2 separate regions of the Homo sapiens genome follow, and region 1 is linked to region 2. Evidence: read pairs that join two places in POLR2A ChIA-PET (ENCODE). Cell type or tissue: OCI-LY7. All regions are shown on one strand. Each heading gives the region's core, and the rest is flanking DNA. Links, peaks and the distances in the headings are about the cores only. Region 1 overlaps BACH2 (BACH transcriptional regulator 2). Region 2 overlaps LOC105377891 (a long non-coding RNA gene).

What was found. Peaks named below come from ENCODE experiments on the same cell type or tissue, not always from the same donor. Only the 100,000 strongest peaks of a DNase experiment are listed, where the experiment ranks them.
Region 1: POLR2A ChIA-PET joins it to region 2 with 13 read pairs; 10 of 35 experiments call an interaction of 5 or more read pairs at or near these places.

The regions. Positions count from the first base shown.
Region 1 is chr6:89,934,730-89,946,831 of GRCh38, reverse strand. It overlaps BACH2 (BACH transcriptional regulator 2), which reads left to right. Exons shown (of 9, transcript NM_021813.4): 8 at 8,482-8,688. Among named protein-coding and RNA genes, the nearest start is that of GJA10, 46 kb to the right of the region's middle. RefSeq lists an enhancer at 11,729-12,102. In OCI-LY7, for the core only: CTCF peaks have their summits at 5,996 and 6,199 (motif pointing left); a DNase peak (open chromatin) is centred at 6,201.
Region 2 is chr6:90,298,263-90,310,364 of GRCh38, reverse strand. The region is part of intron 1 of LOC105377891 (a long non-coding RNA gene); the gene reads right to left. Among named protein-coding and RNA genes, the nearest start is that of BACH2, 7.5 kb to the right of the region's middle. RefSeq lists a cis regulatory region at 7,217 and enhancers at 7,145-7,289, 11,308-11,809. In OCI-LY7, for the core only: no CTCF peak of the experiment used is centred there; DNase peaks (open chromatin) are centred at 4,893 and 5,844; H3K4me3 peaks cover 1,970 bases; H3K27ac peaks cover 2,500 bases.

The DNA.
Region 1 (12,102 bases), core at 4,856-7,355, 360 kb after region 2:
TTAAATTCTAGAACACAGCATACCCAGCCCCAAACATACCAAATTTAACAGGCTTTCTCTTTGCCTACAACAATATACAAATATATATTCACCTCTCTATGGGTTTGGGTTTTATTTTAATGGCATTATGTTGTAGAGTTAGCAGCTTCCTTTTTTCACGTAGCTGTCTACCATGCACGTGGCTGTAGGTCGATCACACAGGGCCAAGACATGTTTCTCCAATATCTCTCGTTCTCGTAAATCGTAGTTCATTCAGCTGTCACTTATCACCAGACATTTCAGTTGTTTTCAGTTTTTCCCTCTGATAAACATTGCTGCAATAAACATTTTGTGACCCTACTGTTAGTAGTGGTGCATTTATTTTTGTGGGTTAGTTTCAAAGATGGGCTAAAGGTTGTGCCCATTTATTAAATACTACCTAATGACCTACCCAAAATGTTGTAGCAATTCACATATTCATCAGCAACTTAGAGTGTCCAATTTCCCCTATTCTTGCCCATACTAGTTGTCACCAGTCTTTTTAATTTTTGCCAATTTGATGGGCAAAAAAATGGTGACTACTAATGAGGCTGACATCTTGTTTTATGTGTATTGAACATTTATATTTCCTTTCCTGTGAATTGCTGGTTTACCTCTTTGCCTATTTTTCTTTTGTATTGTTTAACTTTAAATCAACATGTAGGAATCTTAATCCCTAATATTAGGAATATTAACCCTTTCTCATAAATGTTGCTTAGATATTCCCTTAGTCTGCTTCTTTATTTATTGTACCTTTTCCCATATAAAAAAATATTAGTTTTATGTAGTCAAGGTATAAGTCTTTTTCTTTATGACTTCTGGATTTGCTATATTCCTTAAGAAGTCAGGTTGGGAATTTTTCTCTTCCAGTAAAAAAAAATGAACAAGTCACATAAGTGAAAATCACAAAGCAGTATGCACAAGGTCCTAGTTTGTTTCCTAAATATACACACCATATAAATAAAATCAGCATAGAGAATAAGAAAAAACTGGGAGCACCGTTGGAGAGGAGTGTAGGGAAAGTTTCATTTCTATGTATGTCTGTAATGTTTGAATTTTATGTATGTCTATCTTGCACAGGTTTATTTTTTAAATTAAGACATAATTCCCATATCATAAAATCCACCCTACTAAGATGAACAATTCAGTGGTTGTTGATATATCCACAATGTTGTACAACCATCACCACTATGTAATTCTAAAACATTTTCACCACCCTAAAAGGAAATGCTGTACCTATTAGCAGTTACTCCTCATTGCCCACTCCCCTCAGCCCCAGGCAACCAGTAATCTACCTTCTATCTCTGTAGATGTACTTGTTTGGGGCATTTGTATAAATAGAATCTTGCAAGATGTGGCCTTCTGTGTCTAGCTCCTTTCACTTTAGCATAATGCTTTGAAGGTTTACCCTTGCCATTGATGTACTCACCAGGTATATTGTCATGTATTAGTACTTTGTTGCTTTTAATTCCTGAGTAATATTCCATAATGTTGATCCATTTTGTTGACTAATACCACATTTTGTTGTTCATTGGTTGAGGGCCATGTGGGTTGTTTCCACTTTGGGGCTATTATAAATAATGCTGCTGTGAGCATTTGAGTACAAGTTGTTTTTAAGACATGTTTTCAGTTATTTCCATAATATTCCTAGGAGTGGAACTGCTAAATCATATAACTTTGTATTTAACCTTTTGAGGAGCTACTAGACTGTTTCCAAAGTGGCTATACCATTTCAAATTCCCACCAGCAGTGTATCAAGGATCCAGTTTCTCTGCATCCTCGCCAACACTTGTTATTGCCCATCTTTTTTGTTAGTGCCCTCTAGTGGGTGTGAGTAGTTATGGTTTATCTCATTATGGTTTATAGGTTTGTTTTTAGATGTTGGAAATTATAGAAAATTACAGTCATTTTCCAAAGTAGTAAGCCTCTTAGTAAGACAGCTTTGTAACTGGACCATTTCTACTTAATTGTAGATTTTAGTAAAGAAGCACCACAGAGAGTTTCTTTGCACAGTCAAAAGTATGGATTTTTGGACTTGCTTTATTAACATGTTTTACACTGAGAGAGATAAAAGTGTATGAGAGTAAGAGAGTGTGTTGGGGGCAGGCAGGGGGCGGGAGAGAGAGAGAGAGAAGGGAAGAGAGAGATAAAGTCCAGAGAAAACATGGAAATGGTACAGAATAGAAGAGCCATCTGACTCTAACTCTTCCCACCCCAATGCTGACTTTGAGACACATGTTGTATGTAAAATTTTCACAATCATTTTTGTGGTTTGGTGAATCAGGCAAGTTTTTAGAAGTGTCTGTAATTGGTCTGCTTAATAAAAAGAAACCTTGCTGGGCAGCATAGAAATCAGCCATATTTCTAATTAAAACAGTGTTTTTATGTTGTCTAGAACATTGTAAGTGTCTGGAATTCCAAAGCACATGTCTGTAAGACGAAACCATGTGACAGAGATAGATAGGGCTAATAAACAGAAATAATAATACCTTGTATCTATCAGGCAGTTGAAACTTTCCCAGGCACTTTCTCCACCTGTCATCCAGTTGTATTCTTCATAGCAACCCTGTAAGCTAAGTAGGGCAGGCGTTATCGCCCTGTGACTCCTAGATCCTCCAAGAACTTTGGGACAGACAGAATGAAGACTTGCCTGAGATCACACAACTAATTAATTGACGTATCACAACTGAATCCCAGGTGTCCCATATTTGTGCTAGAAACTGGACCATGAGAAGAGGGCGTGGAAGGACAATTGCGCGAGAAACATTTCTTCACCTGGGAGGGGAGATTTTGTCATTGCCATCTGCCCAGCACTGAGCTGGCTGTCCTGGTTCCAGCAGCACTGGAATCATCTCCAATGGGCATATTGCTTCCTCCCTCGACAGCTCCCTGGGATCTGAGGGTCTCCTCAGAGTACAGGCGTTAAAGACTTCGGAGAGCTGACCACACCATCAGTGTCTCAGGGTATCATGCTAATGTGACCCTACTCCCATGGGTTTCAATCAACATCTGGTAATAAAACCAAGAAATGAAGTAGGAAAAAATATTAACAAACTAGTCTTCCACTGAGATTTCTACAGGAAATATTTGTTTCTGGCTTTTTCTGCAAAATTTGCAGCTACTTTCCTGCTTTTCCAGTAAACTTCACCCAGCAAAGCAGAGACACTAGGCAAGCGAAATGTTTGTTGGGTGAGATAGATACAGCACCACTTGATTGCAACTCCTAAAAAAGATGCAGAGAAAACAAAGATCACGGGGAAATCTACCAGAGCAAGAGAGTCATCATTTGGGGATGAGAATTTTTTTTCCCTTCTTTTGTCTTATATTTTATGAAAGCTATATTTATATAATATGTAATTTTTATATAATACTTACAGAATAATCTATAATTATATAATACTTATATAATTTTTCAATGTTTCCTTTTAACTGGGAGGAAGGGGATGATGGTTTAGGCTGAAGAATGGTCGTGGCTGTTGGCAGGGAAGAGAAATAAAGCAGCCGATTTCTGTTTGGTGAGAAGGAAGCACCGGCATTCCAGGGCCCAGCCTACAGCCTCCCCTCTGCCTCGTTGGTGCAGACAGCATGCAAGGAGACATATGTAGGTTCCATGCACTGTCCAGATGTCACACCTGGACCTAAGAATCCCTGGACACACTGCAGGGACTATCCATTTTACTGACTGCTCAGGAGCTGGAGCCTAGCCAGGCGTGGTGGCTCACTCCTATAATCCCAACAGTTTGGGAGGCCAAGGAAGGAAGATAGCTTGAGGCCAGGAGTTTGAGACCAGCCTAGGCAACAGAGCGAGACCCTGTCTTTAAAAGAAAAAAAATGTGTAAAGCTGGAATCTCCAGAAGAACTAACCCTCCTATAGCCGTGCTTAGCAGGACAGGGCAGGTACCGTGCTAAAAACCCACCTCGGTCCTGCTGCTCCTGTCGTGTTCCAGAGGGGGAAGAGTCAACACTTTGCTGGGCTGAATAAAATCAACAGCAGCTTATTGTGCCAACTGTGGCACAGGCCTCTGGTGCCCTGTTTGGCCCTTGGCCTGCTGACTCAGTGGCTGCCCTGATTCTCCGATTCTCCACTGAGAACCAAAGTGGTAGACCCCTGGCTAAAGAGTGGCGCCCATGAATCCCTCGTGCCCTTCCCCTTATATGCAGCCTGTGTGTCCGGAGCTGTGTGTGGGTGGCTGAGTATAACTAGTGGGGATGGCGACAGTCCACAGGACTCTTCACCTCATCACATTGGCTGTTGGGACTCTTTAGGAAACCAAGCCACTGCTGGGAAGTGAGATCCTGGAGGAGCAAGTGTGTGGAGGGACAGTTAATAAGATGTTAAGCCCAACTGGGCCTGTTTGGCTCAGAATAATTATCTAGAAGGAAAAGAGGTGGGCCTCAACCTTCTTGATGTGTTTCCGCTTTCCAAGGTCTGTTGGCCTTCTCTGACTCCTCAGCCCCATTTGAGGAATGTTTTGAGTGCCGAGAGCCTGGGAGAGGCATGTCCTCCACGGGACCAAACAGTCAGTGGCTACTCCTTATTTCCAGACAAGATGTTCTTGGCTTGGAACTTATTACTCAAGAAACAACTTGGATGTGGTCAAGTTCCCACCCACCCCGACCCGGTGCCTGTCTGAGAACACCTCAGAGACCCCCGCATGTCAGTGAACATAAGTCCTCCCTTGCTAGAGGGGGAACCAAGACTTGTAAAGAGAAACAAGAGTGAGTTGGGGTTTTTTTCACCTGGGAGAAAGTCTATAGTTGACCCATTACCTTTTCCTCTGACCCTCTTTAAAAAGCAGATTGTGTTGCAGCAGCTCTGCTGAAGTGTTGTATGGCTTTTTGTCTCAAGGACTTTGAAACTAGCATTGGTGATTTTTTTCTTTTTCTTGGCAACTCTCCCTCCTATTCCCCTAGTGTTTTATATTCACTGTCTGGATGATTTAAATACAGTAGCTCTTGGTATAGACATCCTTTTGACTTTCCCTGTGGCCTGAACTATAGGGATATCTTCTTTCTGAGAGTAAGTAAACACATTTAGAGCAGAAGCAGAATGGCTTTGTTGTCATCAGAGGGAAAACTCCACAAGCCCCCAAAGCGCCACCACCTCTGCTGTGTTGGAACATCCACATCTCCAACAGACAGACCTCTGTGTTCCGGAGACACCGTGCAGGATCTGAGTGTGTTTGTTATCCAACGGGTATAAGAGGGAAATCAAACATTCTTTCATATCATTAGAAGCCCTGTGCAAACACAGCCCCGTGCACAAAGGCCTTTCCCGAGCCCATAACAAGGAACTGTTTGTCCTGGCTGCCTGTCTTTAGCAGTCGGAGCAGGGCCAAGCCGACAGTGGTGTCATGGGCCCTACTGCGATTTTGCTTTCTTGGACCAAAATTTTACAGGTGTCATGGGACAGAGCTCACCAGGTAGAAGTTGAATCAGATCACCTGCTGGGAACCTTCAGTAAATGCCACACTGCACAAGCTCGGAGCTGTGATGGAACCTGACAAAGAGCTTGCACCCAACCACAGAAAAGTCAAATGATCATTTTGTACATTTGCCTTTGTGCACGGGAATTGACTAGCCACACATGCCGGCAGCCGGGACTCGTGTCTGCCTGCAAATGATGTAACCAAAGAGAAACCTGGGCTCAGGATCAAATGTCTTCATCCTCACTCCCTTGAAGAACACAGACTTAACCCTGCAGCATCTGAACACTATCGAGGGGTTGGTTTCTTCACCCAAGAGCATTTTGATCAGTTCAGCCCAGACCCATATGTTTTTCTGGCTGCTGGGATTCATTGAGTCCATTTATTCTGTCTCCTAGAGTGGCACTGTCCAGTCCATTTGCCTCATGCTGCACGTGGCTGTTGAGCCCCTGAAAGTGGCTAGTCTGAATTATGATGTGCTGTAAGGATAAAATGTGCTTTGGATTTGGAAAGTTTAGCACAAAAAAAAAAAAAACTGTAAACTATCTCATTAATAATTATATTAGCTATATGTTGGAAGTATTTTTATCTATTGGGTTAAATAACATACAGTATTCAAACTCATTTCACCTGTTTCTTTTTACTTCTTTTAATGTAGCTGCTGGAAAATTTAAAATCACAAATGTAGCTCGTATTGTTTGTATTAGACAGGGCTGGGCTAGTGCTTGAAGGAAGTTTAGGTTTGTAGTGCCATCTGCTGGCTCATCCGGAGCAGACGTGAATGTAAACAAGAATGAAGCAATCTGAGCTAACCCACACGTTGTCTCTTAGCCTGGCAGCACACAACCTTTTTATTCCAGGAGCTTCTGAAGCAGGACCAGACTGAACCCAGAAGCTGCTGAATCCCCAAGAGCCTCGGGAAGGGGAGTGACAAACTGCTCAAAGGTGCAAGCCTGTGTCACCTCATGGGTGCCAAGGAGGCTCTTGAGATAGAGTAGTGGTTTGCTGCTCACCTTCCGCACTTGGGGCTCTTTCATGCAGTCTTTTTCACTGGTTGCTATTCTTAAGAAATATTTCAGGCCAGGCACCATGGTTCACCCCTGTAAGCCCAGCATTTTGGGAGGCCAAGGCGGGCGGATCACTTGAGACCAGGAGTTCAAGACCAGCCTGGCCAACATGGCAAAACCGCATCTCTACTGAAAATACAAAAATTAGCTGGGCATGGTGGTGCACACCTGCAATCCCAGCTACTCAGGAGGTGAGGCAGGAGAATCGCTTGAACCAGGGAGGTGGAGTTTGCCGTGAGTCAAAATCGTGCCACTCTACTCCAGCCTGGGTGACAGACCGAGACTCCATCTCAAAAGAAAAAAGAAAAGAAATATTTCAGGCCAGGAATAGTGGCTCCCACCTGTAATACCAACACTTTGGGAGGCTGAGTAGGGAGAATCACTTGAGCCCAGGAGTTTGAAACCAGCCTGGGCAACATTGTGAGACTTCATCTCTTTTTTTCCCCTTCTCTGTGGCGCAAGACCTCATCTCTACAAAAAAAAAAAAAAAAAAAAAATTTAATTAACTGGGCAGGGTTGTCCCAGCTACTTGGGAGGCCAAGGCAAGAGGATTGCTTGAGCCCAGGAGGTTAAGGCTACAGTGAGCTGTGATCATAACACTCCACTCCAGCCTGAGTAACAGAGCAAGACCCTGTCTCAAAAAAAAAAAAAAAAAAAAAAAAAAGAAATATAAGCAATCATTTAACAACATAGTAAGGATACAAACCCATCCTTCAGGAGACTGCTGTCCTCGCTTTAGATAATGCTTATTTGCCTTGATTTGTCAAGAATTGGAATTTGTCAAGATTTGGAATTTTGCTGGCAAGTACCTGCATCCAATGTCTATTGTTGCATAATAAATCACCCCAAAACTTAATGACCTAAAACAATAGTAATCACTTAACACCTCTTACAGTTTCTATGAGAAATGTGAATGTGAGTCAGGAATTCAGGAGTTGCCCATCTGAGCAGTTTGGGCTGAAGATCTCTCATAAGGTGAAGTCAGATGTTGGCTGGGGCTACACTCAACTGAAGGTTTGACTGGGGCTAGAGAATCTTTCCAGGGTGGCTTGTTCACATGACTGGCAAGGTGATGCTGGTTGTTGACTAGAGGCATCAGCCCCTCTCCACATGGGCCTCTCCACAGAGCTGCTTGAATGTCCTCGAGGCATGGCAGCTAATTTTCGACCTAGCCTCAGAAACTATACACCATTACTACTGCTGCATTCTGTTGGTCAAAAGGCAGGAAAAATGCATCTCACCTTTTGATAAAGGAATGTCAACATTTCATTGTAAAATTGGAAAATAAATTCCCAAAGTGCCCAACACTTGTATAGCACTGTACGGCTTTTTTAAAATGCCCTATTTTTCAGATGAGGAAATTGAATCTCAGAGAGGTGGAGTAGCTAGCCTGAGGTCTCATGTCTGGTGAGAAGGATGAAAGCCCGGTTCTTTTGACTCCTACTATATGCTAGTGAAGCCTATCCAAGTTATCTCCTCCTATCTCCCATATGCTATTGTAACTAAGAATCACACTGGGTTTTTTGTGTCTCCAGCATTTTCAGGATACATGGGGCTCTCTTCATTCAGGGGCTTTAGATATGTCCTTATGTGGTATCTCCCTATAACTTGTCATTTTATTGAGTTAGGCTGTAGGTCTTATGGAAGTACATTTCAACTAACTAGAATCTTTCTTACAAAAGTGCTACATCAATGAAAAATGACACATTTTCCAATATTGTTCATGTCATTTGCTTCAAAAATCTCAGAGACAATAACATTGCAATATATGTGTTCTTATTCTGTTTGATTATCCAGGTATTATTACATCTTATCTGTCTTTAAACAGGAAATAAGTAATCACTGCTTGCTTTCAGTAGTTTCCATATTACTTGGTCATCATAAAAAGGAGGTTTTATCATTTTTGATGTTCCGCCTGCCAGAATTAAAATCCAGCTGCCATAATCATTTTCTGTTATTCTTGGTTTCAGGTAAAACTTCCTTTTCCTGTAGATCAAATCACAGATCTTCCAAGGAACGATTTCCAGATGATGATTAAAATGCACAAGCTAACCTCAGAACAGTTAGAGTTTATTCATGATGTCCGACGGCGCAGCAAGAACCGCATCGCGGCCCAGCGCTGCCGCAAAAGGAAACTGGACTGTATTCAGAATTTAGAATGTGAAATCCGCAAATTGGTGAGTTGACCCATCCATTGTGATCAGCAACCTGAAGTGACCAGGACTAATGTAAAGTAACAGCAATGAAAGTTGGAAAAGTAGACAGAAGGGTCACCCTTTGCGGAAGTTTGGGTTTATTTTTTAAGAAGTTTCTCAACAGAAATAATAGCTTTACATCTGTGCGTGTGTGTGTGTGTGTTTGTGTGTCTGCACGCGCATGCATGCGCGCAGGTGTGTAATAGTGTGTCAATATTTTATATCCTTCAGTCATTATTCATATAGAGGTAGTTATTTTTTATTTTCCATCCAACATGTGAAAATAACTGATGTTGGCCAGATGTGGTGGCTCACGCCTGTAATCCTAGCACTTTGAAAGGCCAAGGCGGGTGGATCACTTGAGGTCAGGAGTTTGAAACCAGCCTGACCAACATGGAGAAACCCTGTCTCTACTAAAGATACAAAAAATTAGCCGGGCATGGCAGCACGTGCCTGTAGTCCCAGCTATTCGGGAGGCTGAGGCAGGATAATCACTTGAGCAGGGGAAGTGAAGGTTGCAGTGAGTGGAGATCACGCCACTGCATTCCAGCCTGGGTGATAGAGTGAAACCCTGTCTCAAAAAAAAATGAATAAATAACTGATGTTGATTATGAGCATCTATGGTCCAGGTATTCTTCTAAACTGTTTTTATGGATGATCCCATTTAATCCTCACATGAACGCTATGACTCAGGCACTCCTTTATCCCCATTTACAGAGGAGGGAACTGCAGAAGGGCTGGAAAACTTCCCAGTACTTGGTAGAACTTGAATGCAAACCCAGGTGTCTGATTCCAAATCGTGTCTTGTACCACTGCTTTCTCCTGCCTCCTGGCAGAAGAGAATGGAATAGAGATAGGACGCCTACCTGCAGAGGGGCCATTGCTCAGGAGATGATCTCCTGACATTCTTTGCAGGCCCAGGGTCCTTTCTTTTGCAGTTCTGCCTCAAGGTGGCTGTCATCGCCATCCCTGTGCCTGAGAGTGTTTTGTCACAGAAAACAAACTCCCGTCTCCCAGGCTCCCCCATACTCAGAGCTATGTGCCCCCGCCCCTTCTCCTTGATAAGCAACCATAAACTACAGAAAGTAAATCCAGGTGACCTCTGGCTCCTGACTGTAGCTTTGAAGACAACCAACTCAACCTCCTTCAGCTCCACCTTTCTGCCACCAAATAACAGAAACTCATCTCAGGTGCCATGTCTGTGTCAGGCTGAAGAAGAGGGAGGCCACATGGTATGGTCATGATCTAAGTGTGGCTCCTCAGACTGTTTGCAGCACCTCCTGGCCTCATGGTGAGCCACCAGCTAATGAGAACGAAAGCACAAGGATGAAATGTTAGAAAAGCACAGGATGTTATATGTTATCAAGATAGCCCTGGACGTCAGGGTTTTTTGTTATTGTTGTTGTTGTTGTTTTGTGGGTTTCTTTGACACTCACCACCAGGGAAAATGTCTGTGTTTAGCAGCTCCCATCACCAACAAAGAAAGTCCAAGCTTCTTAGTAGGATATCTCCTGCCATTTGTGTTCCAGTCTGTAGCTACCTCTCCAGTGTCACCATCCACTCCCTTCCTAGGACTTGATCCCTGATAAAATCAAACTCTGCACTTGTGCCTATGCCACTTCCTCTCTGCCTTGGACATTCCTCCACTTTTTCTATCTCCTTTGTTCTTTAAGAGTCAGGTCATGGCTGGGCACCATGGCTCACACCTGTAATCGCAGTACTTTGGGAGGCTGAGGCAGGAGGATCACTTGAGGCCACAAGTTTGAGACTAGCCTGGGCAATATAGCAAGACCCCATCTCTAAATGAATGAATGAGTCAGGTTATGCATCACCTCTCTAGGAAGCCCCTTTCCTGAGTCCCCAGTTAGGCTGGGCACCTGCCTGTGGAAGCCTGATCTGACCTCTGGCTTAGTGCTTATCACTTACTCTTGAGTTATCTATACATTTGTCTGTCTCCCCAGCCCTCAACTGTCAGTTCCTCAAGGACAAGGACAGTGACTTGATCATCTCTGAATATCCAGTGTTGGACCCATTGCTGGCGCCCAGAAAATGTCTATTGCCCTAAAATTCGCTGGACATTGTGACTATTCAGTTCAGGGGATTATGAGTTTCTTCTTTCTTTCAAATATTGCTTTAACATGTTTAATGTCGTTAAACAACAAAATTTAATTTAAATCACATAAGGAGACGACATTCCTGCTGGTGAGTGTGGGTCTTCTGAAAGCCTGCTGGGCTTAGGTAGTTAAGTCCACTGGGTGTGAGTCTACAGGGGCCTAGGCACATGTCTATAGTGCCCTGCACTCCTCTTAAGGTAGTAAAATAACTTCAGTCACCCACATTTGAGAAATGCCTGGTTTTGGTAATTTGCATTCTGCTTAGTGTAATTTTGTGATACTGAACAAATAAATTCCAAGCCACAGACCAGGCAGATATCTAAAGCGCTTTGCTAGCATTTTTCAACCAAAAAACCAAATTAGAGCATCATCTAGTTCTCCAACCACTTTTTGGCATCCCCTTAAATAACACGTTGTGTTTCAGTGCCGAATAAGAACACATTCATCAGTGTACGTCTGTGACTGAGAGCTTCATGGTTTTAACCAAGGCATGATTTGCAATGCCTTCCCCTGCTGCTGTCACACGCGGCACCTCATTTTCTTCCCCCTAGAAAGTGGCCTGGAACATTTAACAGATGAGTAGGCCTGGAGGGGTCCGTGCTTTGGCCGGGGTAATGTGGCAGAATGATCCTGGGGTTCCTCTCCCAGCGCCCAAGCAGTATTGCCCCTCACATTGCAGATTTCTGTACTAAAAGGGGAGAGCTCCAGGTTGCACAGCCACCCATATAAGTTTTTTCCCTAAGGAGACATCCCAGATGTGTTTTGTTTCTTATCTGCCACCCTGTGGTGAGGATGCTATGTCCTGACAGGGATGGCGCTGGTGGGCGGAGCAGCTTCCACCTCTCCCCAAGTCCCTCCCTGCCCTGCCCGGTCCCCAGCAGGCCCTGCACTCACTCCCCACTCCCACGCCGTCTCCCACACACCCGCCACTCAGCTGTTGCAAACTCGCATAATGTATTTCTCTCAAGTTGCACTTGTACATCTGTTTATTTTTCATTTTTAAAACATATTTTCTTGATAAATTTATAAATATTTTAGGAGGTGCCCTTTCCCGGTGTAAATCTCTCTTTCCGACACACATGCCCACGCCGCCTGCCAGATTGCATTCATGTTACGGCACATGCAGCTCCCGTGTCGGAGACCTGTTCCTTGTGCGTGTCGCATGCCTGCTCCTCCCTTTCTCCTCTTCATTTTCTCTCCCGTCCTCTTCTCCTGCCTGCGCTTGCAAAGGGTTGGTGAGAACTGACTTCATGCTGCTTCAGATGCCCCTTTTCTTCATCCA
Region 2 (12,102 bases), core at 4,352-6,851:
TTAAAATATCCAAGTACAAATAACCCCATCATTTCTTTGACCTCCAGCAAATCGCCAAGTTGCTAGTGTTTGCCTGTGTGACTAGCACGCTTGTCCTCCTGCTCTGTGCTTCTCCCATTTCCTTCCCTGAGCCTGTCCTGGTAGCTGACAGGTTTACAATCTTCTCGAGCTGGCATGTGCCAGGCTGCTCACCTCTGGTCTGACTGTGGAGTAGAAGTAGCATTACCAAGTTAGTGCTTCTGGGAGTGGGAGAGAGGAGTAGAAAAGGATACATAAATGCAGCAGAGAGGAACTGCACAGGAAGTAGAAGAAAAGAAGCAAACCAAGACTAGATATGGTGGCCGCTAAGTGGTTCCATAGAGATGATAGAGTAAGTGCAGGATATGAAAGCCCTTCAAGGAGAGCCAGAATCCCACCTTGCACCACTCCGCCTTGAAGCTACCTATCCACCATGCCAATCTGGTCCATATTTCCCAATCTCATGCTTACCAAAATTAAAGGCACCACCAATATTAGAATCAAACGAGACACCAAATCTGACAGCCAGTCAAGTCTAGAAAGCAATCTTTGGCATTTTGTCAGCAACAAAGTACAAGTCTCCATTTTTAATTTTGGGAACTTTCATACTGTACAATTTACTATTTTCCCCATAGCCACCAGTGCTATTTGCCATCTACTTGGTATCTGGACCAAACCCAAACATTTGCTGGCAGAGGCAGCTTATACTGGCTTGGGCAGCCTTGCATGTTGGTCATGAGAAGAGGCCCTGGAGCCAGAATTCGTGAGTTCAAATCCTGCCTCTGGTACTTGATAGGGGTATGTCATTAGAAAATCATTTCACTCCTCTCTGCCAAGCTTCCTACTTCCCAGGGTGCTTGGGGTGACCAAACCTCCTGAATTGCCCCAGACTAAGGGGCTTCTTGAGATGTGGGACTTTCAGTGCTAAAGCTGGGAAAGTTCTAGGCAAACTGGAATGAGTTGGTCATCCAGAGATAAAATAAGATACTGCAAGTAAAGCACTAAGAATAATGAGTGTTCAACACATGTTAGCCATTGATGTTACATGAACCTGCAGCTAATGTGACTACTGGAATGGTCATGCTTTCCCCTAGACTTGGGACTCTGGGACAAGGTCCTGGACTTTTCTCAAAAGCAGGACCCCTTCCATTTCTACAAAGTCCTAGTACTGAGAATAGGACCAAGATGAAGGTGGGTGTGCCTGTGCTGATAGTGAAGTCCATGAGAAGATGGAGAGTGAGTCAGACCCCAGGCTCCTCTTCTGGCCCAGAATAATGCTAGAAGCCAACCCTCCTTCACCATCCTCCCCTAGACCTGAGCCATGCTGGCTGTCTGGCAGATCTACAGACAGAATTTGATCTACTGAGCAAAAACGTCTAGTTTGTAGAGTCAGATTGCCTCTCAGAACCCCCTGACTTCCCTGATAGGAGTTTCAAGGAGTTTCTGAAGAATGAAAGGGGCTGGCAAAATCAGGACAACCCTGCACACTCTGTTCTGCCATCCTGGGGGTTCCATTTCTTGCAGACTCTCCAGACATTTTATTTCTGAGGGCCTTGTGAGTTTCCTCACCTGGTCTCAGATATAGAAGCGAATGGTGTACACTTCAATGCAGGGCTTAAGTACTTACAAGTTCTAGACTGCCTGAGTGTGATTGAAGGCAGCTTATCCTTTTTAAACCTTGATTCCACATTTGAAAAGTTGAGATAATAATTATCAGTATTCACTAAGCACTTACTATGTCCTAAGGATCTGACATACAATATCTTAATTAAACTTCAAGACAAGCCAAAAAGGTATGCATTTTAGAAATCCCTTATTATAGGACTCTGAGGCACAGAGAGATTAAATAACTCAAACTCAGACAGTCTGACTCCAGAACTCAAACTCTCAACTCTATGTCTGCCTCACTGGGTTATTGTGAAAAACAAATTAACACATGCATAGACACTTTGTACATCTACATGCTCAATAAATATTAGGTGTCTTTTTAAAATTTTTATTTTACTTTAAGTTCTGGGATACATGTGCAGAATGCGTAGGTTTGTTACACAGGTACACATGTGCCATGGTGGTTTGCTGCACCTATCAACCCGTCATCTAGGTTTTAAGCCCTGGGATGCATTAGGTATCTGTCCTAATGCTCTCCCTCCCTTTGGCCCCCACCCCTCGGCAGGCCCGGGTGTGTGATGTTCCCCGCCTTGAGGTATCACTTTTTAAGAGGGAGGAGGAGGGCTGAAAAGATAGTCAAGGTAAGTGGTTCAGCATCAGTATACCATTTGTTCACATATAAGAATAGACAGTGGGTCTACTAAGCTAATCTAACACTATTAGACAATTTTAACAAGTGTTTATTGAGCACATACTCATTGACAAGTGCTATACAAAGAACTTGGGGTCTAGCTCTGAGCAAAACCAGACGCCGTTTCTACTGTCCTGAAGCTTATGGCCCAGAGAAAAAGATAAAAAATGAGCAGGTGACTCCACTTGAAAAAAGAGGAATAAATGAACAATTCAAAAAGGAAATTTAAGAAAACAATTCCATTTATAATAGCAATAGAAGAATAAAATATTTGGGAATAAACTTAACCAAGGAAGCAAAAGACTTGCATACTTAAAAATTATAAAGTATTACTAAAAGAAATTAAACACAAAATAAATGGAAAGATATCTCATGTTCATGAATTCAGACTTAATATTGTTAAAATAGCAATACTATCCAAGATTATCTACAGACTTAATGCATTTCCTATGGAAATCCCAATGGTGTTTTTTGCAGAAATAGAAAAATCCATCCTAATTCATATGAAATCTCAAGGGACCTTGAATAGCCAATTCAGTCTTGAAAAGGGACAAATTTGAAGGTCTTACACTTACTGATTTCAAAACTTATTACAAAACTATGTTAATCAAAACAGCATTGTACTGGCAGAAAGACAGACATATATACAAGAGAGTCTAGAAAAAAACCTCTCATATATATGGTCAAATGATTTTTGATAAGGTTGTCAAGATCATTAATGGGGAAAGGAGAGTCTTTTCAACCATGCTGGAAAAATCAGATATCCACATACAAATGAATGAAGACAGACCTTTACGTAATACCATATACAAAAATTAACTCGAAAATGGATCAAAGACCTAAACATAAGAGCTAAAACTATCAAACTCTTAGAAGAAAATACAGGGAAAAAACTCCTTGACATTGAATTTGGCAATGATTTATTGGATACGACACCGAAAACACAGGCAACGAAAGTAAAAATAATCAAATTAGACTACATCAAAATTTAAAACTGTCCATCAAAGGACACAATCAATAGAGTGAAATGGAAATCTAAAAAATGACAGAAAATATTTGCAAATTATCTATCTGATAAGGAGTTCATATCCAGAACATATGAAAAACTCCTACAACTCAACAGTAACAACACAACAACCCAATCAATAAATGGGCAAGCTGAACACAGTGGCTCATGCCTGTAATCCCAGTACTGAGAGGCCAAGGAGGGAGAATCGCTTGAAGCCAGGAATTCAAGACCAGCCTTGGCAACAAGTAAGACCCTGTCTCTACAAAAAGATTTAAAAATTAGCAGTTTAAAAACTACAGGTATGATGTGTACCTGTAGTTCGAGCTACTTGCGAGAAAGAGGCAGAAGAATCACTCGAGGCCAAGAGTTTGAGGCTGTGGTAAGCCATAATTGTGCCACTGCATTCCAGCCTGGGCAACAGAGTGAGACCTTGTCATTCATAGATAGATAGATAGATAGATAGATAGATAGATAGATAGATAGATAGACAGGAAAAGGAATGTAATGGACATTTCTCCAAAGAAGATATACAACTGGCCAGCAAGCACACACACAAAATTCTCAATATCACTAATCATTAGGGAAATGCAAATCAAAACCACAATGAGATACCACCTTACACCCATAAGGATGCCAACTATTAAAAAAAAACTAACGTGAAAAAAAATAAAATAAAAAGTATTGGTGATGATGTGGAGAAACTGATACCTAGAGTAGTCAAATTCATAGATATAAAAAGTTAAAAAGTGGTTTTCAGGGGTTGGGGAGTTGTTTCATGTTTTGCAAGATGAAAGGCATTCTGGAGATTGGTTGCACAATATGAATGTACTCAACTCTCCTGAACTGTACATTTAAAAATGATTAAGATGATACATTTTATATTATGTGGATTTCACCATAATTTAAAAAGTAAATTTTAAAAAAGAGGGGGTGGATATAATTATAATAATTGCTGCAAAGGATTTAGGTCCAAGGTACCTATAAAGAGGATCTGACCTGGGTAGTGGTGAAGAAAGCTCCACTTAGCTGAGAGCAGAATGAGTAGGAGTTTGCTGGGGGGAAGAAAAGAGGTAGAAAGAACAATATATGCAAAATCCTTGTGAGGTGAGTGATCTTCATGCACATGGGATGCTTTCTTAGGTATCAACTAAGTATAAACCTTTATTTTCACTTGACTATTTCTGTTTTTAAAAATGGAGACATAACTTATCAACACAGATTGCAAAAACCTTAAGTGAACAGCTCAGTAAATTTAGTAAAACACTTTGAATCCAGTAACAGTCAAAAAAGGTGCAGTTGTGCTTCCTTTATCCCTTCCTGCCCCTTCCCCTAATGCTTCCCTGGGCTGAGGATATGTCAGGGGGAGCTTTCCATACTGAAGGAGACTAAAGAGCTAGCACAACTAACTGTACCCCATGATCCTGACTCAAACTTTGCCCTAGAAAGGAAAAAAGATATTGTTGGTACAGTTGGTGAAATTTGAATAGGGTCTCTGGATTGAGTGGTATTGTTATACTGATGCTTACTTTCTGATTTGGATGTTGTATTGTGGTTATGTACCATTATTCCTTTTGAAAATGTGCACTGATGCATTTAGCAGCTGATGGAGCATCATTGTTGACAACTTACTTTCAAATTATTCAGAAAGAGAATAATGGTAATGGGTGTTTATATTAGATATTTCTGCAGGCATACGGAGAGAGAAAGAGAGAACAAATGTGTTAAAATATTAACAATTGGGATATCTGCATGAAGGAGATATGGTAGTTCTGTGTATTACTCTTGAAACTTTTCCTAAAGTTTAACATTATTCCAAGATCAATTATTTTTAAAAGATACTGTCTATGATGGCAATGGACTCACAGGTGAGGCAGCAGGTAAGAGAAGTGAGATTAGACATAAAGATAAACATTTTATCTGTCACTGAATTTGAAAAAGCAAAGTGTCAGAGAAAAGAATTAGTGTTCACTTAGCGCTTGCCAGAATGAAGTAGGCTATCCTGCAAATAACCCACTTATGGTTATCATAAATTAATAAGCATTCCGATTCAGCATCTGCTTTCATTAGCATAAGTTGGTCATCAGGCTGGGAGCACGGGTTCCTCCTCTAGACAATGGCCCAGCCACCAATCTTAAGACACCTTATATCCCAACCCACTTCCCTAGACCATCCTTTCCAGCTTTAGAAAATTAAGCACCAAGGAAATGTACCAATAGAAGCATGCCTGTTGACAAGACCTGGGAAGAGCTGTAAATCCAGAGGGTGCTGAAGTGCAGCTGGAACAAACACAGCACACCTCCATGTTTTCAGCCTTCTGCAAAATCACCAAAGGCTCAATTCAAGTTGGGGCACGAAACACTGGGTTTCCACACACACCTAACAATCGAAAGGCAGAGAAATTAGCTCCTCAGTGTGTGGTACTGTGGGAGACCTACTTAGAGAGCACCTGGGGAAAATGGAGAAACCGATGACACCTAAATGTCTGTCATTCACATAAGCACTATGCCGGATGCACACACGGGGCACAGAACAGCTGTGCTGACCAGCACATTGCTGCAACCACTGTTCAGGTTGGATGCCCTTGCATAATTATATCACATAAACAGATTTGTGAAAAACAGATTAGAAACTGTAGGTGCCATCTTACATATTCTTTGGGGAAATTGCTATAGGGTTAGTGAACTCAACTTTCTGTGTCTCTCAAAAACTCATAAGCTGAGTTGAGAAATATAATTCAATCGCAAGTATATTTTTATCAAAATAAAAGCATCAAGGCTTTCTTTTCACAGTAATTTAAAAATTGTCAGATTACTTCTGTCTACGACCAAACTTTTCCAAGTTTCTTTAAGCAAAGATGTAATAAAAGCTAAAACTCAGACCACTGATCAAAAACATCTTTTAGAGGTGGGCAGAATAAAGAGATGGACATTTAGTTAATGGAGTAGTTTAGAAAAAACTAGGCATCACAAACCCTGAGGGTAAAAAAAGGGAAGCATTGTTAGAGCTTTTTTTAAAAAAAAAAAAAAAAAGGGAAAAAAAGAAAGTAATCTTGTGATTATTATAAATTTTATTATTATTTTGCTTACCTGAGCCTGACCTAATCACCTCCTTCCCTGTTTCCCAGGTAAAAAAGAAAAATTAAGCTCTTACCCGAAATTTCATGTCTCTTGGCCCTACATCTTATCCTGAAGCTTCAAAATCTTTGCATCATCCCTTTCTTGGATGTCCCTGTAATCCAGACAGTTTTCAGAGGCGAGATCTGAGTGATCCTCCCCCGTCCTGCAAATTCTGTTTAATGCTCATGTTCTGCCTTTCTTCCACCTACCCATGTTTACCCCTGCCCCAGAGTTCTGCATTCTTGCCATTTTTTTCCTCTACATCAGTGCTCCTTCTGTTATCTGCTCCATTACCTTACCTTCTACCTCTTCCTTCACTCAGATTCCTACCTTCCTGCCTTTCTCCATCTTTCCAGGCCCCCACTTCTCTCATTCATTCCCCCCCTCCTCTGCAGTGGGTCTAGAAGCTCCTTGCTGTCATATCACACAGCCCCCATCCCACCAGACCTTTCTTAATCATGGGATGCTATTCCCAGGCCCCTCATTGAAATGCCCTTTTCCTTACCTTCCTCAACTTCCCAGTCTCTGCTTGATTTTCTACCTTCCTGTTGGCTCCATTCCTGTCTTTTTCATAAACTCCTTGTTCTGTGCCCACATCCATCCCCAACCCAGCTATTCCTCAAACTTCAGCATTGAGGAAGTCAAACTTCCCTCCTTTTGACTCCACCCTTTACCAGAGTGATCTTAGCCTCCTCCTGCCTCCCAGGGCCAGTTCCCTCCTAGTCACACAGGCTAGAGGTCTCCATTCCCTCTTTCTCTTCTTCCTCCCTCTCCGTCTCCTCCCACAAGCAAATGACCCCTAAACCATAAGCGCTTCCCAGCCCTGCTCACTGCCTTAACATAGGCTGTAGGACTTGAGCTACTGTCTTATAGTCTCCAGCCTCTTCAGGCCCCTTCATATGGCCAATGCTGTGTTCTTTCCAAAACCAGATCTGATTATGCCTCTTTGGCAACTGGGGATCACTCATCGGCTTTCTACCCATGCAGCCAGGCTTTTCAGTGTTTCTGGGGAAATTAGAAGATAAACTCGGAGCATTTTCCTCAAGTACATCCTTCAGTACTTTGATTTTGGGTGTGGGAGAGGAACTTTTAGTCCTGATCGTCACAAATTGTTAAACTTTTTTAGTAAAATCAACCCATGTACTTCAAAGAGAACAAAAGAAGTTCAGGTGATTTTTTAACATGTAACAGGAAACTGCAAAGACATTTTATGCTTTGAAAAGGCAATTTGGGGCCATGTTCTCAGATCCCTAGGAAGTTAGCATTCCATTTTCTCTGCCATTCTGAGCACTTCACTGGAAAAGTTCAATGAGAATTTTGATCTGTGGATAAAATTACACCTTCATGCTGATTTCCCATGTCTACCTTTCCAGTCCCATATTCCACCACTGGCTGTCGCTGCTAACCATCTCAATTCCTGCACTTTCGCTACTCCAATTTTCCTGCCTGGAATGACCTTCCAACATTTTCTTTTCACAAAATCTCATCCTTCAGAATCCAGCTCTGTTGTCACCTCCTCCAGGAAGCCATCCCACATTCTCCTAAGCAAAGTCACTTGCCAGAAGACTTTTGTCCTATTCAGGCCCTTAGCATGGTGTGCTGTGAGGACTTCTTCACCGGTTCACCTTCCCCACTAGTCCAGGAGCCCTGACTTATGCAGTGTTTTATCTCCAAAAGTTAGAATAGTGCTAGTACATAGGTTGTGTATGCTCGAGGTGTGTCTGGAAAAAAAGAAAACAGGCAAGTAACAGGTACAAGGTCTTGGCCATTGGGAGGGGAAAGAAGGAAAAATCTACATTTTGAAAAAATGAGTCATGATCACAATGGCATTTTGTCACCATGGTACTTCAGTACTCCTTGCTAGCCATGACAGCAGGCACAATCCCCCATACCTTCCACTTCTGACCTATCCTTCTTGACATCACAACCTCTCACTCTTTCCCAACACTGCAAGATATGAATGCTATAGTCAGATGAAAGTGTAACCTCAAGGGGTCCTTCTGCATTAAAAGTCCAGCCACCTTCCCTCCTCTCTGACTCCTTCCTGGCCTTGAGGTTCAACTGAAATTCCACCTTCTCAGTGAAACCTTTTCTGGCTACTTTAACCTTCATAATTTGTTTTTCCTCTTAACATCTACAATACTTAAGTTCTTGTTAGAATTTAATTATGCATATTTTGAATTTTACAACATTTATTGGCTACCTTTATTACAGAAGTAATATATTTATATTACAGAAAATTTTTTTAAAAAGCAAAAGTAAAACCACTTATAGGCTCTTTATTTCAAGAGAACCACTTGAACACTGTGCATATAGCCTTCCAGATTTTTCCTATGCATGCACTGGCAATTTTTTTTCACAAATAGGATCCTATTGTAAATAGTTATACAAATTATTGTTAAACTATACTAACAAAATATTAATATATCAATATACATAAATTTTCATCACTAATTTTTTTCATTATTATTATTATTTTTGGTAGAGATGGGGTTTCACTATGTTGTCCAGGCTGGTCTCAAACTCCTGAGCTCAAGAAATTTGCCTGCTTCAGCCTCTCAAAGTGCTGGGATTATAGGCATGAGCCACCGTGCCCAGCCACCAATATTATTTTTGATGGATCCATGATATTCATATTTTATATATGAACCACCATTTATTTAGCCAATCATTTCCTGTAAGGCATTTGGATTTTTCCATTTTCTTTTTGCTATCATACAAAAAAGATCTGTACATTCTTAATTTTTTCATTAGTATAAATTATAACACATACAATTTCTATATAATTTTAAATATTAATATATAAAAGTAATAAAATCAAATACAAAATTACATTTTTCAATTGTTTCATGTATATTAGTTTTGACTCCTTATGTAGATTTAAGTTCCTTAAGGATACAGTCCAATGTTTCTTAATTTTTCACCTCAACATGTAACAGATGCTCAGTAGTGTATGTTGAAAAATTAGTTTATTTCATATACCATATTTTACTAGTTTATTTCATATAAGCTTTTAGATAATAGTGGCATCAATTCTTTACTATAGAAGAAGATCACTATAGATAGTAATATAAGAACATCACTTTCTTTTAGGGACTATTTCCAAAGTCCTTCTTAGGAACTGAGGCAATCTTTGAGGAGATGAAGATGGGACAGATAAGAGATATACAGTTTGAAGGAAAAAGGCTGCCAGCCAAATTTAACAATAGCTAGAAGCAAAATTTTTGCTTTTCTGGTTTGGATTGCCCTGATCATTTTTCAAAACTTGTGTGAGATTTTGTACAATGAGAAATCTCTTCTTGGCAGTGGTGTGTCCAGAAAGCCCCCAGGAGTGGGCCCCCAAGGTCCTCTGTGCCGTCCAGCAATTCTGCCACATCCCTGGCACTGGTTCACATCTTTTCTCTATCCCCTAAATCTATCCTTCCCTCCTCCACTATCAGTGAACGGTCTATCTTCTTACTCCACTAAGAAAACAGAATTCCTCAGACAACGGCTTCCCATACTTCCTACCATGATATTCCAGCCTCCCTGCACTTCCCCACCTGTGCTGCCCTTCCTTCTGTTGGTTGGGATGAACTGGCCCCTTTCTCTCTCAAGGAAGCTTCTCAGCTTCCTTGTGGGGATCTTTTTTTCTTCATCTTGCTGACCTCTAAATGTCGGAGTGCCCCAGGTCTTAAACCTTAGACTTCTTCTCTTTGCTCCTCTTCTCCACCCATGTTTCCAGTTGCTGTGTTGATGACACACAGATTTCTATCTCTAGTCTGGACTTCTCCCCTAAATTCTAGATTCCCATGTCTGATTACCTGCTCACCTTTTCCACTTAGATGTCTGATAGACATCTGAAATGTACTATATCCAAAACCAAATGTTTCAGCATTTCCCCCATACCTGCTCCGCCTGGATAAATGAACTCTCCATTAATAAGCTGTTCAGTCCAAAATTCAGAATTTCCTTTGACTCTTCTCTCATATCCTACAATGGAATCATCAACAAATCTTGTCCGGTTTATGCTGAAAATATATCTGGATTCCATTTATGGCTGTCATTCTAGCATTCTATTAATAGTTTAAATCACCATCACCTCTCTAATGACTTATCTCAATAGCCTCCTACTTGGTCTCTCTGCTTCCATTCCTGTACTTCCCGTGACCCAGCAGAGTGATCCTTTAGGAGTTGAGGCCAGGACATGTTCCTTGTCTGCAGAAACCCCTACAGCATCCCACTCCATTCACTTTTGTCAGATTTCATTGGATGTTAAATTTGCCCTGCCATGCCTTATTCAAGGTACCACATTTGAAATTCTGTCTACTGTTCTGCCTAAGAAAAAATACAATATTTTCTCAACATCATCAAATCCTGTACAGGGTGCTGGAGAGCAAGAAAATCAAAGGCTCAAGAACTGCCCATGTCTTTAGTCCGTCTTCCTTTCCTCATCTGTTTCCTGTATATTTTAATTTTTCCTGTTTTATTTTCTACAATCAAGAAGATTTCTATTATAGAAATAAAGTTTATTTGTTTCAATGCCATGATACAGATTTATTGTCCCTGGAAATATCATGCTTAGAAATGAATCACAGACAAAGCCCATGCTCTGGATCAACACACATGTGTAATTATGTAGGAAAAAAATGTATATCAGGAAAGGTTGAATGCTCCAGGCATGAGAAATAAATTGACCTCCACTCAACTTACTGCCATGATTATACAGAGGGAAGGACCTGGATCTGTTTCACATCATAAACGCCTAAATTGCCAGAGCAGCACAAGCCCAGGAGTGGCCATGCAAACTCATGATGGAGGTGCTAAGGCTGTCCACAGCCCAACCTCTGCAGCAGTACTGTTAAATGAGTGTCTAGTACTTGACTTACCATTTTAATTTCACATAATTCTGAATGTATTTTTCGGCTTGAATTCAAATAACCCACTTCTAACTACCGAAAATAAAGTAGAAAAATGAACTCACTACCAGACTTCAAAGCTTATCCAAAGCAAAGATTTCGTCTTACAGCCAGAGGTGCATGATTGCAGAGCTGGATGTAACCTGAGAGGCTAACTACTCCTAATTCAGCCTCCTTGAATGACTGGATGATGCAACCTATCACAGGTGTTTTAGGTTTTTTCATCTCTATTTAATGTCCCACCTCATGCTTGAAAATCTCAAAGTGAAAAAGCTCCAGTCTGAGTCTTTGGGCAAGCAGACTAACTGAAATGACCTGTTAGCCTTTGTTGTATCCATCTGACAAGATCAGCTTGTAGAATCCAGAATGGAGGTGGGAGATCAGCTGGCAGCCTCATTTCCCTCCTCAACCACCCCTACGCTGATGTGCCCAACTCCACTCACAGCTGGGCAGCCACCGCTTGCTTGAAAATAAATGAATCTACACCACTCTCATACGGATGCTCTCAAGCATCCCTTGTTGTGAGAAAAACATTTATTGCTGCTACTAAAATGCGTAAAGTTATCTCACAAACACATACTTACAAGAATGAGGAATGAGAAACAGAACCATCCATAAAACTATAAGAAACGGCCTGGCCAGGGCAGACCAGGAATTAGTACTCTGTCCTTGCCAGGGGTCAGGCAGGGACCTCAGAAGCAGGGTGTTTTGTCCTAGGGGGCACCAGACCAGAGGTCAGGAGACTGAGGGCTACTCCTAGCT